Linked DNA regions of Homo sapiens: region 2 is linked to region 1. The links are chromatin loops, found by intact Hi-C in ENCODE. Cell type or tissue: HCT116. All regions are shown on one strand. Each heading gives the region's core, and the rest is flanking DNA. Links, peaks and the distances in the headings are about the cores only.

Region 1 (8,184 bases), core at 1,811-6,810:
AGAACCCAGTAGACCCCCTTCTTACTTCAGGGGCTTGGCACTTCCTGCTGTATATGATAAGAATGCTCTTTGAAGAACTTTCAGCATAAGTGTTCCTTTTCAGAGGGGCCATCCCTAAATACCACCTCTAAAGTACTTCCTCACCTTCAAGAAAAATATCTTTTTTTTTTTTTTTTTTTTGGAGACAAGGTCTTGCTCTGTTGCCCAGTCTGGAGTGTAGTGGCACAATCATAGCTCACTGCACCTCCAACTCCTGGGCTCAAGCAATCCTCCAGCCTCAGCCTCCCCAGAGTACTGGGATTCCAGGCATGAGCCACTGCACCCAGCTGGCAAACTTTTAATCTACATAGCAGTTGGTTTCTAGCTCTTTCCACAATCAGTAATTTTGTTCATTTGTCTGCGTATTTTCTGGCTCCTCATAGATCTCTAAGTTTCATGAGGGCATGACCTTCTAGTACACAATTATATTCTCAGATCCTAGCACAGGGCCTGGGGCGTAGGCACTCCATAAATGTTTGGTGAATAATTGAATGACCATTTGAAAATTTTGTAGGGCCTCATTCTTCCCTTTTTGAAAATATTATAATTTGCTTATCCATCCAAAACAAAACAAACAAAAAAAATACAGAATCTCTCAAAAAGTCTACTTTTCAGGAAGTAATCAGGTTGGCAGATCCATTAAACCAAGCCTGTATTTGTAGCAACACATTCACCTCTTCTGTCCAGATGCTGTTCAATTTGAAATAAGGCAGATAATGGGGTATTTGAATCTATAGTCAATAGATATGTCTTAAAATATATGCATACATATGGGGAAATTTTTTAAATTCATTTCAAAAGTCAACTCTTCAAATGTCAAGACAGCAAAGTTCAGGAAATTCAGATGCATATAATGTCTTAAATGTTAGTTTCCTCTTAAACCATACTGTTTGGAGCTTCCCAAATCCATATTAAGAGGTAGAATGTATTAAAGAGGTAGAATGTTATTTGGAGCCACTAAAGTTCAAGAAATTTTGGTCAATATCATGAGATAATTCTCAAATAAGCAAGACCAGAAACCCAGATCTTAAGATCCAGAGTGTTACTCTATATTTGAAAATTGCCATAAAATTAACTAGGCATAGTCCATAATGATATAAATAAATTATTGAATAATTAATAAGTGGACAAAAAATAAACCGTCTGATATAGTTTGCCTGTGTCCCCACCCAAATCTCAACTTGTATTGTATCTCCCAGAATCTTCACATGTTGTGGGAGGGACCCAGGGGGAGGTAATTGAATCATGGGGACCAGTCTTTCCCGTGCTATTCCCATGATAGTGGATAAGTCTCATGAAATCTGATGGTTTTATCAGGGGTTTCTGCTTTTGCTTCTTTCTCATTTTCTCTTGCTGCCACCATGTAAGAATTGCCTTCCACCTCCCACCATGATTCTGGGGCCTCCCCAGCCATGTGGAACTGTAAGTCCAATTAAACCTCTTTTTCTTCCCAGTCTTGTTTATGTCTTTATCAGCAGCATGAAAATGGACTAATACACCCTCCTTACAGAAGAATTCCAAATATATATGAGCATACTCTCCCCTCTCTTAATTTCTCTCCCGTGAGTATGGTCTGGACTTAGTGATTCTCTTCGAAAGAATATTCTGATCTAATGTGATGATAATTCATTTCTGTGATACCCTTCCCCGAAACCTATAACCCCAAGTTGATCATGAGAAAAACAGCAGACAAATCCAAATTGATAGACGTTCTACAAACTATATGACCAGTACTCCTCAAAACTGTTGAGGTCATTAAAAGCAAGGAGAGATTGAAAAACTGTCACAGATTGAAGGGGATTAAGAAGACACGATGACCAAATGTAATATGGTAACCTGGATTGGTTTCTGAAACAGAAAAAGGGTGTTAGTGAAAAAACTGCGAAATTCAAATAAAGTCAAGAATTTAGTGAATACTGTTGTACCAATTTTAACTTCTCCATTTTGACAATGTACTATTATGTGTTAGTCCATTTGCATTGCTATAAAGGAATACCTGAGAGTGGGTAATTTATAAAGAAAAGAAGTTTATCTTGGCTCATGGTTCCACGAGCTGTTACAGGAAGCATGATGCCAGCATCTGCTTCTGGTGAGGGCCTCAGGAGCTTACAATCATAGTGGAAAGTGAAGGGGAAATGGGGATATCACATGGCAAGAGAGGGGGCAAGTGTATCATATGGCAAGAGAGAAGCTAGCTTGTTTGTTTTTGTTTGTTTATTTGTTTGTTTTGAGACAGGGTCTCACTGTGTCACTCAGGCTGGGTGGCACAATCATGGCTCACTGAAGTCAACCTCCCAGGCTCAATCAATCCCCCTGCCTCAGCCTTCCAAGAAGCTGGGACTACAGGTGCATGCCACCATGCCCAGCTAATTTTGTATGTGTTTTTTGTAGATATGGGGTCTCCCTATGTTGCCCAGGCTGGTCTCAAACTCCTGGGCTCAAGCGAGCCTCCTGCCTCAGCCTCCTAAGATGCCCGAATTACAGGTATAAGCCACCATGCCTGGCTGACCAGGCTCTTTTTAAATAACCAGTTCTCTCATGAACTCATTACCATGGGGAGGGCACCAAGCCATCCATGAGGGATCTGCCTCCATGACCCAAACACCTCCCACCAGGCCCCACCTCCAGCAATGGTGATCACATTTCAACATGAGATTTGGAGGGGACAAATATTCAAACCATATCACATGGTTATATGAGATGTTACTATCAGAAGAAACCGGGTGAATAATACATAGGAAATTCCTGTATTATTTTTGCAACTTTTTGGTAAGTCTAAATTTTTCCAAAATAAAAAGCTCGTTTTTAAAAATTGACCAAGGAACAACATACCCTAACTGAACTGTCCTAGAAGCTAAACATATAGGTTCCTGTTAATATCCCCATTTCATAGATGAGAATTCAGGGGAAAAACCGATTATATAAACCACCTAAGATTATAAAGGGAATAAAAGGAATAGAACCTAAATTGGAATATAGGTCATTTGACTTCAGAGTTCTAACTTTTAATCTTATCCTTAAACTATTCAGAATTTCTTTTTTATTCCTTCTTTTCTCTTTTGATATTAAAGATTAAGTGGCTTTAATATCAGGCTCATGGATCAGGTTATTTAAATATAGAGGCTTCCTGAGACGCAATTGTTATTACTTGTTGTCTTTAATTGTACCTTTAGGATCATAATCCATCCCAAATTTATACTGGTATGTTCCTAGATTAAACTAGAACTATTGGCTGGGCACAGTGACTCATGCCTGTAATCCCAGCACTTTAGCAGGCCGAGGTGGGCAGATCACCTGAGGTCAGGAATTCGAGATCAGCCTCGCCAACATGGTGAAACCCTGTCTCTACTAAAAATACAAAAAATTAGCTGGGCGTGGTGGTGGGCGCCTGTAGTCCTAGCTACTAGGGAGGCTGAGACAGAAGAATTGCTGGAACCCGGGAGGCAGAGGCTGCAATGAGCCGAGATCATGCCACTGCACTCCAGCCTGGGCGACAAGAGTGAAACTCTGTCAAAAAAAAAAAAAAAAAAAAAAAAAAAAAAAAAAAAAAAACCTAGAACTATTGTATCTACTATCCTCATAGTTTTTGTGAGGATTAAATAGGTTCACAAATACAAATAGTTATAATGACTGGTACAAAGTATACAGGCAATTGATATGAATACGATTATTATTTTTCTTTTTCTTTTTTTTTTTTTTTTTTTGAGACGGGGTCTCTCTCTGTCACCCAGGCTGGAGTGCAAGGGTGTGATCTCAGCTCACTGCAGCCTCTGTCTCCTGGGCTCAAGTGATCCTCCTGTCTTGGCCCCCAGAGTAGCTGGGACCACAGGCATGCACCACCACAACTGGCTAATTTTTTGTTTTTTTTGTTGTTGTTGTTGAAATTGCATCTCCCTATGTTGCCCAGGCTGGTCTTGAACTCCTGGGCTCAACCAATTCTCCGGCCTTGGCCTCTCAAAGTGCTGGGATTACAGATGTGAGCCTCCATGCCTGGCCATGATTATTATTTTTTATTGGTAATTTTTTCGGTTCTGATTCCAATTCATTAACATTCCCTTTAGCCATGCCTGTTCTGCCTTTTAATCTGCCCATTGAGTTTTTTAACATCTGTACTTTTTCCTTCATAATTTGTCTTTGTATTTCTAACCTATTTTTATAGTATATTGCTTTATATTTCCACATATATTTTATAATTTTTTTTCTCTACCGCATTTTATATATACTTATGGCCCCTCTCATTTCGTAGTCTTTCCGGTTCCTGGAAGGGAGAATTTTTCCATTTTTGTTTCCTGTTTAAAAAATAAATAAACTGTTTTTGCATCGTTTCTAATATTTTATTGTCATCTCATTTTAGGTGACAGAAGTCTTTCTCTGTAGTGTCACGGTTATTGAAATGTATCTCTGGAGAGGTTTTAATTTTCTTTTTACCACTTGCTTCAGTAGAATTTCTGCTATGTGTCTAATTTTTATGTTAATTTTTGTCCTGGGATTTCCTCAACACAAGGACAGCTAAAATTCAGACTTCAAACTTATGACTTCATGGCTTTTATTTCTTGAGGGAGACTTATTTTTTTCCACCCTGACCTGGGGTTGAGAATAACTTCCTTGTTGCCCTCCTGAGTCAATAGATGGCTTTTCTTTTTCAAATTTCTCTTCCCCTAAAATTGCTTTCTGCAGGAGCCCCAGTTTCAACACTTAATCCATATCCAGTAACGATATTATTTCTTTGTCACTGCACAGCCTGTGCCATAACCAGGTCCAGTAATGTCCAGTAGGTGGCTCCTGGGATGTGGTTATCAGCATTTTCTACAATTCTAGCGCATGTACATTTTCTTTTTTTTTTTTTTTCTTGTGAAATTAGCCATTGTGATGGTTAAAGTTACGTGCCAATTTGGCTAGACTATGGTATCCAGATATTTGGTCAAATACTAGTCTAGATGTTGCTGCGAAGGTATTTTTTAGATAAGATGAACATTTCAATCAGTTGAGTAAAGCAGATTAACCTCTATATGTGAGTGGGCCTCATCAATCAGCTGAAGACCTTAATAGAAAAAGTGCACCATCCCTATGGCAGAGAGAATTCTGCTTGTAAACTAACATCAGCTCTTCCGTGGGTCATCAGACTGCCAGCACACCTTGACAATTTTGGACTTGCCAGCTTCCACAATCTCCTGAGCCAATATCTTTTTCAAAAAAAGCATTCATGTGTGTGTGTATATGTGTGTATTACACACACATATACATACATACACACACACACACATAGAGGTATGTATTTTTATACACACACACACAGACACATACACACACTATACCTTATTGGTTCGTGTCTCTGGACAATCCTAATACAGTCATGTGGGTTTTTTTTTAAGTTACTTATTTTTATTTTGTCCAAAAACTTTAGATTTTTACAGAAGGGTTTCTCTATTAACCTGATGTTTTTCTTAAATCAAGGAACCACCCATACACTTCTTAATATTTTTAAAAAGATTGTGTTTTATCCATAAAACAAAGGTATTATGGTTTATTTCCTTGTTAAAAAGCTATTACATAAAGGTTAAAATGTATAAATAATAATTAACACTAGGCCAGGCACAGTGGTTCTTGCTTGTAATCTTAGCACTTTGAGAGGCTGAGGTGCATGTACATTTTCTTTTTTTTTTCTTGTGAAATTCACCATTGTGATGGTTAAAGTTACGTGCCAATTTGGCTAGACTATGGTACCCAGATATTTGGTCAAATACTAGTCTAGATGTTGCTGCGAAGGTATTTTTTAGATAAGATGAACATTTCAATCATTTGAGCTTAGGATCATTTGAGCTTAGGAGTTTGAGATCAGTCTGGGCAACATAGCAAAACTGTCTCTACAAAAAATACAAAAATAGCCAGACATGGTGGTGCACACCTATAGTACCCACTACTCAGAGGCTAAGGTGGGAGGATCACCTGCACCCAGGAGGTCAAGGCTGCATGAGTGGTGATGGCGCCACTACATTCCAGCTTGTGTGACAAAGGAGAGCCTATCTCAATAAATACATAAATAAATAAAAGCTTGCATGAGAGAAAACTTTCCTGAGGTAACTCTATGACAAAACAAACAAATCAAACTCAATCAACTGAGATTATTACACAGCACATCTTAATTAGCAGAGGAGGAAGTTTAGCTTTAATGAAATGATGGGCTGCTTTAATTTCTAATTAATCCAAAAATTATCACTTCAAAAGACCAATCAACCATTCAGCCATGTTAGAGTTGGATGTTCCAGATTTAATTGTCAGTAGTCAATAGTTCAGAGCTTCCTAATAAGAAGTGGAAGAAGAAAAGCTTTCTATGGAGATCTACCGGGATTTAAACAACTGTCATGGTTAAGAGATTGATTGTTTTTTGTTTTTTGTTTTTTTTTTTGAGATGCAGTTTTGCTCTTGTTGTCCAGGCTGGAATGCAATGGCGTCATCTCGGCTCACAGCAACCTCCGCCCCCCAGGTTCCAGCGATTCTCCTGCCTCAGCCTCCTGAGTAGCTGGGATTAAAGACTTGCGCCACCACGCCCAGCTAATCTTTTTGTATTATTAGTAGAGATGGGGTTTTACCATGTTGGCCAAGCTAGTCTCAAACTCCTGACCTCAGGTGATCCACCCACCTCGGCCTCCCAAAGTGCTGGGATTACAGGCGTGAGCCACCGTGCCCGGCCAGGAGATTGATCTTTGGTAAGTATCCATAGGTTCCTCTGAATATTAATAAAAGGAAAGGTTCTCTATTGACTTCACAGCATCCCAGCTACTGACAACCTGGTAGGCCACATATCTAATTAAACGGACCATCCTGACTGGCTTGATCATGCCATGGTTTATCTGCTTGTCCCCAGTAGGCCGGTACCTGATATTCTGAGTGTCTTTGTCAGTTTGGGCTGCCCTAACAAAGTACTGAGTGGCTTATCAACAATGTATTTCTCACAGTTTTGGAGGCTGGAAATCCTAGATTGGGGGCCAGCATGGTGGGTTCTGCTGACGACCCTCTTCCAGTTTGCAGATGGCCAACTTCTTGTTGCATCTTCATGTGGCAGAAAGAAAGGGAGAGATCTCTCTAGGGTCCTTTTTATAAGGGCACTAATCCCATTCACAAGGGCTCTATACTGATGACCTAGTTACCTCCCAAAGGCCTCACCTCCACATACCATCACATCGGGGATTACATGTCAACTATGAATTTTGGGGAACACAAACCTTCAGTCCATAACATTGAGTGTATGTGGACAAGCGCATAGATACACATTTATAAATGACATCTTTAATAGTAGTAATAATTACGTCCTTAGTAACCACACACACATTGTGAGTTTCCATTAAATGGCAGTCACTGTGCTAAGTATTTCATGTGACTTGTCTCATTTAACAATTATTACAACTCTTCTGGTAGCTACTTTTCTTCTTCTTGTGTCCCAAATGAGGATGCTAAGGCTGCCAAGGTTAAGAAATTTATCCAATATTTTATAGTTAAAAACTGACAGAAATAGGACCCAAATCTCAGCCTAGGAATTCATTCACTAAACCTCAATTCCTCAATGTAGGAAGAGGTTCATTAATAATAATAATAATAATGGTTATTGCAGATAAAAATGTTTATACCTTTCCAGGCCCTGTTTGATATGTTTTGGATATTTTAACTGATTTAATCCTCACTACTATAACCCCCACTTTACAGATAAAGGAATGTATGGTAAAAAGTACAAAATAACTTGCCCAAGATCACACAGCAAGCAAATGGTAAAGATGGAATTCAAACCTAAGCATTTTGGCAGGGCGTGGTGCTCAGGCCTGTAATCCCAGCACTTTGGGAAGCCGAGGCGGGCGGATCACCTGAGGTCACAAGTTCGAGACCATCCTGGCCAACACGGTGAAACCCCGTCTCTACTAAAAGTACAACAACAAAAAAAAAATTAGCCAGGCGTGGTGGCAGGTGCCTGTAATCCCAGGTACTTGGGAGGCTGAGGCAGGAAAATCACTTGAATTCGGGAGGTGTGGAGGTTGCAGTGAGCCAAGATTGTGCCACTATACTCCAGCCTGGGCAACAGAGCAAGACTCTGTCTCAAAAAACAAACAAACAAACAAAAAAGCAAACCAAAGCATCCTGCTCCAGTGTCAGCCT
Region 2 (8,184 bases), core at 1,002-6,001, 420 kb before region 1:
ATCCCTTCTTGGGCAATTTGGTCCGCTCCTGGGAGGACACCATATTAATGCCAAACTTAGGGCAAACACCTGATTGGCATACTGTACTACAGCCCAGATCTCTTGGACTCAGGAGATCCTCCTGCCTCAGCTTCCCAAGAAACTGGGACCACAGGTGTGCACCACCACACTCAGCTGTAATTATATAATTTTTGACATTTATGAACGCAATTATTTTTATTATATTGCCCAATGAATAACATGGTCTATTTGAAAATTATTTTCCAACATAAAAATTCTTTTGGAAAGTAAGATAACAGATCTCTGTGTAGATTGAAAAAACAATTTTTTCACTCTACGCACTAATTAGCTGAACATTAAAAATAGCATAAGCAGAATAATTTTTCCTGATACATATTAATGTACTTAAATCAGCTTTTAGCTTTGTCTACTTATAAATTGATACCTTTAGCTATTCCTATTTATTCTATCACTTGTATTTTCTAAAGAATATATTTTTTCAATATAGTTTGTTTCTATTGATAAAAATTGAAACTTTCAAGTTTCATCTTATAGATAATAATTGTGATTAGTTAATACATTCAGTTGACTCTTTTAATAAATGCTATATACTGATACCTTTAACTGACTCAATTTTCAATTGAAAAAAGTACTTCATCCACAGTTGCTGAAGTACCTGGTGAGTACAGAGCAAATTCTGCTAAATGAAGGTTATCCTGAATTGTAATATTTCATAATAAAATGTGTAAATATTTCTACCCAAACATTTTCATATGTATGCTCATTTTGATTCTAGACAGGTGACCTTTCTTCAGCAAATATTTTTACAAGACAAAACTCATTAAATAATTTCTCTAGTTGTGATTTTAAAACAAATTTTGTCAAAATTAGATGTCATAGGACAGAGGCCTTCTGAATTTCATTCAATTGTGTGGTTCAGGAAATAAATCTGTTAAGTTAAAAGTATCTCCATCACATGATTCTGCCTACTGCTTGAGATATTCCAGAGCATAGTTATTTAATCTTCTTCAATATTTCATTTTGAACACTCTTTGAGTTCTTGTTTAATTTATTTGGTTTCAAATTTTATTGGGATAAATCCCAATGACTACCTGTTTATAAGCTTGGTTTTAATAAATCGCGATTCTCTCTAAAAGCTCTGCAAGCTGACATTTTTCCTTGTACCACTCATTGAATAGTTTGATTAAAGGTTCATGACTAATTTTGAACAAAATGTAGCCAAAATGTAGATACTTATTAGAAAATGCTCAATATCATTGTAAGATACTTAGGTTGACTTATATAGAAATCCTTCCAGGGTTCAAACATTTTAAAAATCCAAATTATTATTGATTTAAAAAGTAAGTATTAGAAAATTCAGCATATTATATCCATAAAATATTTGGCCAATTGCTTTTTTGTATATATAGGAAAATATCTGTATATTTTGACAACTGTAACTCCTATTCCTATTAGTAGAATACTGTAGATCATTTGAATACAGTTAAGATTTGTTTGCATAATGCAATTAATTACAAATACATTTCTGCTCCAAAGATTTCATCATTTAATTGGAATATCATTTTTACCATGGCATTATGCTCCATCAAAATCATATTCATATTATCACTGTAAAAAAGTAAATCACACACAAAACTTTGTTTCCAAAGTTGAATTTTTAAACCAAATTTTCAGTAACATTGACAATAGCACTGGATGTTTTGTCTTTGACTGACTGAATCAGTTTCTAACACTTTCTCTTTGATTCCACAACTTTGATGAAAATAATTTAATATTATTGGAATTAACTTTATCGATTTTCCATTAGAAGTGATATACAACAGGCTTCATTTTGCTGTTGCAAAGTTCTGTTAATGGAGCCAACACATTAGCATCTATAAATTCACTATTTTTTACATGCAAAGAAAACCTGGTATTGAAAATCAATTCATGAAATTAACTTAAAAGGTGCTATCATTTGATTTGAATGAAAAGGCATGCTTCACAGAAATATATTCCAGCTTTTTCAAATGCATGTATTAAGTCATCATTTTAAGGCAGGTTCTTCTTAAATAAATACAAACTCTGAAAGTAGATGTTGACATATTTTTAGAGATTTGAGTCTCGTAGTTGTTATGAGGTCCATGTTATTCCTATAGATCCAAAAGAGGATGTTCAGTATTGAAAAACATTTTGAGCAAGTTAAATGTTCATCATGAACTTTCTTAAGAAATGGTGATTCAGGTTGATTCATTAAATATGCACCTTTTTGAGCTCATTACTGTTTAAAGGATTCAATATCAAATAAAAAAGAAAACCAAACAATAAAATCGTTGTTAGATTATACCATAATGCAAACTACCCTAGAAGAGCAATCAGACTATTCTAGACATTCTATGGCAGGACTGCTCAGCCTCTATTTCCCACACTTTGGTGTTCAGTTAAGCTATAATTTCCCATGTTGTCCCCTGATCCCACCAACTGACAGCCTAGGAGTTACCAGCATTCCACAGGCTGGCTCACCCAATAGCTGGCAGAGACAGCAACATGCAATACTTCTCCCACCACCACCCTTCTCCAGTTTATATTGTCTGAGCCAGCCTTATTGCACCAGCGATCACCACTGAGTGAGAAGTGTTAGTTTCTGGGTGGGGTAGGGAAAGGACAGATGGGTTTATCTTTGGTTGTCTTTTAGGTTTCACCACGTGTTCAAGTGAGCATCTTTTTTTACTGCACACATCTCTCATGTATGCTGCTAGACAAGACCCTGGTAGAAGTTACAAGTTCTTTTTCTTTCTTTCTTTCTTTTTTTTTTTTTTTTTTGAGAAAGAGTCTCGCTCTGTCACCCAGGCTGGAGTGCAATGGCGCAATCTTGGCTCACTGCAACCTCCGCCTCCTGGGTTCAAGCGATTCTCCCACCTCAGCCCCTCGAGTAGTTGGAATTACAGGCGTGTGCCACCATGCCCGGCTAATTTTTGTATTTTTAGTTAAGGGGTTTCACCATGTTGGCCAGGCTGGTCTCAAACTCCTGACCTCAAGCGATCAGCCCGCCTCAGTCTCTCAAAGTGCTAGGATGCCAGGGTGAGCCACCGCACCCAGCTGGAAGTTGCAAGTTCAAAGTGGAGTTCTACCAAACTCATTTAGCTTATTGCAATACAGCCAAAAACATCAGGGACAAATGCTTAAAGTGAGAAGACTTTGGGAATTCAGGAGGTAACCAGGGCTGTGGCGCGCAGCCAGGGTATGTGGGTGCACTACGCATAAGGAGCTTTATCCACGCAACACTCTTGGTCCTGTCTCACTCTTATTATCCCACGTTTCCACTTCTCCTAAATGCTCGTTCATTTTAAGAGAAGTGACTCGGTTACTTGGCTCCTTCTCTCCTTTCCTTAGCTTTTTATGGGCAATAAAACCCAGCTTCTTCCTAGCTTAATGATTTAGCTTTGCTTTAAGGGTTTAATGATAGTTATAACTCAGTCTTTATAGATTTTTTTTTTTTACTCTGAAAGAGAAGGCATTTTCAATCATGTGATTGAGAAATCATTCTTAAAAATAAAAATGCACTGGGATTTTAACATGTTGATTACAGGTACCTTTCTGTTTCTCAGAAAAGGTAAAATTACTAGTAGAAATGAAATTGGGAGAAGTATGGGACATGTAAGCTCTCCTATGACTGAACATCCCAGTTAGAGTTGGGTGAACCTCAGAGAAAGCTAGTTTCATGGCACTGTATTCAGTTAGTTACTCTTACGTTGTTTTGTAAATGTTTTATATATTTCAGTGTGTTGTGTTTCTCCAACTAGATTGTAAACTCATTGAGGGCTTTTTATCATTTTAGTATTACTCTATAAATTTTAGTATAGTTTCCATGTTTATTTAGTCACTGTATTTATTGACTGGTAGTTAACAAAATTTCTCTGACTTTTTACCTGTAAAAAGAACCAATTTCTCTTTTTCCCTCGTCATCTTTGAGTCCTAGTCAGTGAAAAAGAAAGAAAGAAAGAAAGAAAGAAAGAAAGAAAGAAAGAAAGAAAGAAAGAAAGAAAGAAAGAAAGAAAGAAAGAAAGAAAAAGAAAAAAGAAACCAGAAGCTTATCTCTTGAGCCTGAGGAATGTGCCAGGCAGGAAGCCATGCCTTTAGTAAGATACATGGATTGGCTAGGTTTATTCCCCACCGTAACTCAACTTCTTGTATTGAATTGCAAGTTGAAACAGTAAAGTGCACAATCTTGACTTTACAATGCAATGACTTTTTACAAATGTATACACTCATGTAACTACCAAGGTCAACTTAAATTATTTCCAGCACCCGAAGCCCCTTTCTTCCATCTTCCAGTTAATGATCCCCATAAAATCAACACCATTCTGACTTCTTTCACTATAGATTCATTTTGTTTGTTTGTGGACTTTGAAGAAAGAGAATCACAGTGTACCTAGCCCTTGGCATCTAGCTCTCTACTTTTTAGAGTCAAAATTTGAATTGAGTTGTAATATATAGCAAAGTGCACAAATAAGTATATATTATAGCTCTTTGAACTTTTACTAAATAAATCTATTCAGCCAACCAGCACCCATATCAATTAAGTAAAATATTTCCAATACTCCTGTATTCCTTATTCGTGTCCCTTCCAATCAGTTCTTCAATGTTAAAGATAACCATTTTTCTGACTTCTAAGACTATAGAATAATTCGTCTTTATATAAGTGAGATCATAGAATGTGTCCACTTCTGCGTTTGACTTCTTTCACTCAAAATTATAGCTGGTAGAGTTATCCATGTTAATGTGTACAGTTGTAGTTTGTTTTTCTTTCATTTCTGTTTAGTATTTCATTGAATAATTATACCACCATTTAAGAAGTCAATTATATATTGTTTGAACACGTAGACTTTTAGCAGTGTGGGGCCATTGTGAATAGTGTTGCTAAGAATATTATTGTTTGTGTCTTTTTGTGTGAACATGTATATGTATTTCTGTTGGATATGTACCTAGTAGTAGAACTGTGCATGTTCATGGTTGGCAGATAATACCAAACAGTTTTCTAACATGGCTATTAATTGAATGGATATTATCAAACAGTAATATCCATTAATTGAATGGATATTATCAAACAGTAATATCCATTAATTGAATGGATATTACCAAAGTTTTCTAACATGGTTATTAATTGAAGTTTACACCAGCATTTTACGAAAATTTGAGTTGTTCTACATCCTTATCAACACAGTGGTGTGTGATGCTATTCTGAATAATACTTGACTTTAGGTTTTCGTTTCTTTCTAAGATACAGAAATGTAGTTGTTCTTGTGTATTGACCCCATGTCTGATGATATTGCTAAATGCCTTATGACATTTAGCATACTAGTTTGTGGTAGATCCTTTTGGATGTTTTTATAATCACAACCAGATATTCTGTTAATAGTGATAATCTTATTTCTTACTTTTACATTATCCTATATATAATACTAAATATGTGACAATACTAAATATCTTTTATTTTAAAATATTTTCATTACTTTTTTCCAGTTTTACTGAGTTGTAATTAACAAATAAAATTTATATGTATTGACATATGTATATGCTGTGAAGCGATTAAAACAATAAAGATTAATATATACATTGCCTTAACTTGTTATCATTTTTCTTTTGTGGTGTGAACATTTAAGATCTTCTCTCTTAGCAATTTTTAAGTACACAACATATTACTGTTTACTATATTTGCCTTATTTCTGAATTCAAAGAAAAAATCTCTCAATATTTAGCATTAAGTATGATGCTTAGAGTAGCTGATTTGTAAATAATTCTTATCAGGTTAAGGAAGTTAATTTGTTACATATAACTGTAATTTGAAATTACTTTTCTTCTTTGGTTAGAAGTTTGGTCTGTATAGCATATCTTTTTCCATTTTTTTCCCCATTGCTCTTCGGTCCTTGTAGTTCTGTGTTTTGGTCTGGGGTCCATTTCTTCCTTCTTAAAAAAACTCTGTTTAATCTATCATTTAGTGCAACTCTGCTGATGGAAAATCCTTTCTGTTTCCGTTTATCTGAAAATTTACTTTTTAATCCTTTTTTAGTTTGGTAAAATATACATAACATAAAAGTCACCATTCTAACCATTTTTAAGTACACAGTTCAGTTGTTGTGTAACTATCACCACTATCCATCTCCAGAAATTTTTTATCATCTCAAACTGAAACTCTGTGCCAATTAAACAGTAACTCTCCATTCTCCCTCCCACAGTCCCTGATAACTGTTATTCTACTTTCTGCCTCTATAAATTTGACTATTCTTGGTGCCTCATATAAACAGAATCATACAATGTTTGTCTTTTGTCTGGCTTATTTTTCTTAGCATAATGTCCTCAAGGTTCATCTATGCTGTAGCATATATAAAAATTTCACTTCTTTTTTTAGGCTGATTAACATTCCATTGTAGGTATGTATGATATTTTATTTATTCATCCATTGATAGATATTTGGGTTGTTTCTACCTTTTGGCTATTATAAATAATGCTGATATGAACCCTGATGTACAAATATATGTTCAAGTTCTTGCTTTCAATACTTTTGAGGTAATTTTATGTCCAATTTTTTGAGGAGCTGCTATGATGTTTTCCACAGCTGCTGAACCATTTTACATCTCCACCAGCAATGTACAGGGTTTAATATTTTCCCATCCTCACAGACACTTTTATTTTTGTCTCTCTTTCTTTTTTTTTTTTTTTTGTTTTTAAACTGCCATTCTAGTGGTTGCAAAGTGGTGTCTCATTGTGGTTTTGATTTGAGTTTCCCTAATGATAAAAGACATTGAGTATCTTTTCATGGTGCTTATTGGCCATTTGTATCTCCTCTTTGGAGAAATGTCTATTCAGATTTTTTGCCCACTTTTTAATATGACTTGTTTTGTTATTGTTGTTCTTTCATAGAAACTCTTTATATAATCTGTATATTAATCTCTTTTCAGATGTATGCTTTGCAAATATTTTATCCCATTTTGTGGATTGCCTTTTCATTATTTTGATAGTGTTCTTTGATGCACAAAATTTTAAAATTTTGAAGTCCAATTTATTTATTTTTCTTTTCCTGTCTGTGGTTTTGATATATTCATTTTTATATGGATAGCTTCATTGGGTATAAAACTCCATATTGGTAGTTATTTCCTTTAATCAATTTATAGACAACATTTTATTGTTTTCTGCCTTCATATTTTCTGGAGGAAAATTCAAAGGGATCTGTTGAATTAATTGTTGCTCCTTTGAATGTGATTTTCTTTTCTTGGGTAATCCAAAAATTGTTTTTTTCTCTTGCATATTCAGTTTGTCATAATTTGACTAGGTGTTATTCATTTTATTTACCCTGCCTGGGCTTTTCAGAACTTCCTGAATTGTTGCTTGATGTTTTTGATCAGATTTGGTAATTCTTAGTCATTACATCTTTAAATATGTCCCATCTTTCTCTCCTTTCTTTCTGCTTACATGTACATTATGCCTTTTTGCTATGCCTACATGTATCCTAACACTCACTATTTTCTGTATCTTCATGACTACTTCTCTTTATTCTTCAGTCATATATTTTCTATTGACATATTTCCTAGCTATTGACAATATATTCTGCTATTTGCAATCTGTGTTAAACTTATACATTGAGGTTTAAATTTCAGATAATAAATACTTTTATTTCTAGAATGTTTATATAAATAGATTCTAATTGCTGGTGAAATTTTTCATTTTTATATCTATGTTCTTGTTCTCCATCTCTTCATCGATTTTCATGAACAAATTATTCATATTTATTTGAAGGTGTTTGTCTGCAAGTACAATATAATGGTTATTATGGAGAGGGGGTAGTTGTTTCTATTTTCTATTTTTGTTTTTTCCTGTGGAATTTTACTTGTAAGATTTTGTCTTTTAGTACACCTTGTAATTTTTTATTGAAATCCAATTTGTTTTTATAATATATTGTGGAGGCTATTAATTATGGTATATTTCTCCAGAAAAGGTTTACCTTTTCTTTGCTAGGATATAGTATGAGGCTGATCACTTTAAACCATTATAAATCTGAGTTGAGGCAAGACTAGCTCCCATTTTGATAAGGCTAATCTACCTCTGGTTTGTTCTTGTTCTTCTAGGGCTTTTTATTGTTGTGATTTCTGTTCTTTTACATTTGTTGAGGAGTGCTTTACTTCCAAT

The links. Peaks named below come from ENCODE experiments on the same cell type or tissue, not always from the same donor. Only the 100,000 strongest peaks of a DNase experiment are listed, where the experiment ranks them.
Region 2: a loop joins it to region 1, with 5 times the contacts of the local background. A loop is called at or near these places in 4 of 110 quality-filtered maps.

The regions. Positions count from the first base shown.
Region 1 is chr2:223,670,379-223,678,562 of GRCh38, forward strand. No RefSeq gene overlaps it. Among named protein-coding and RNA genes, the nearest start is that of SCG2, 72 kb to the left of the region's middle. In HCT116, for the core only: a CTCF peak has its summit at 4,806 (motif pointing right); a DNase peak (open chromatin) is centred at 4,803; H3K27ac peaks cover 2,696 bases.
Region 2 is chr2:223,248,620-223,256,803 of GRCh38, forward strand. It overlaps the pseudogene RN7SL807P. Among named protein-coding and RNA genes, the nearest start is that of KCNE4, 200 kb to the left of the region's middle. In HCT116, for the core only: no CTCF peak of the experiment used is centred there; no DNase peak of the experiment used is centred there.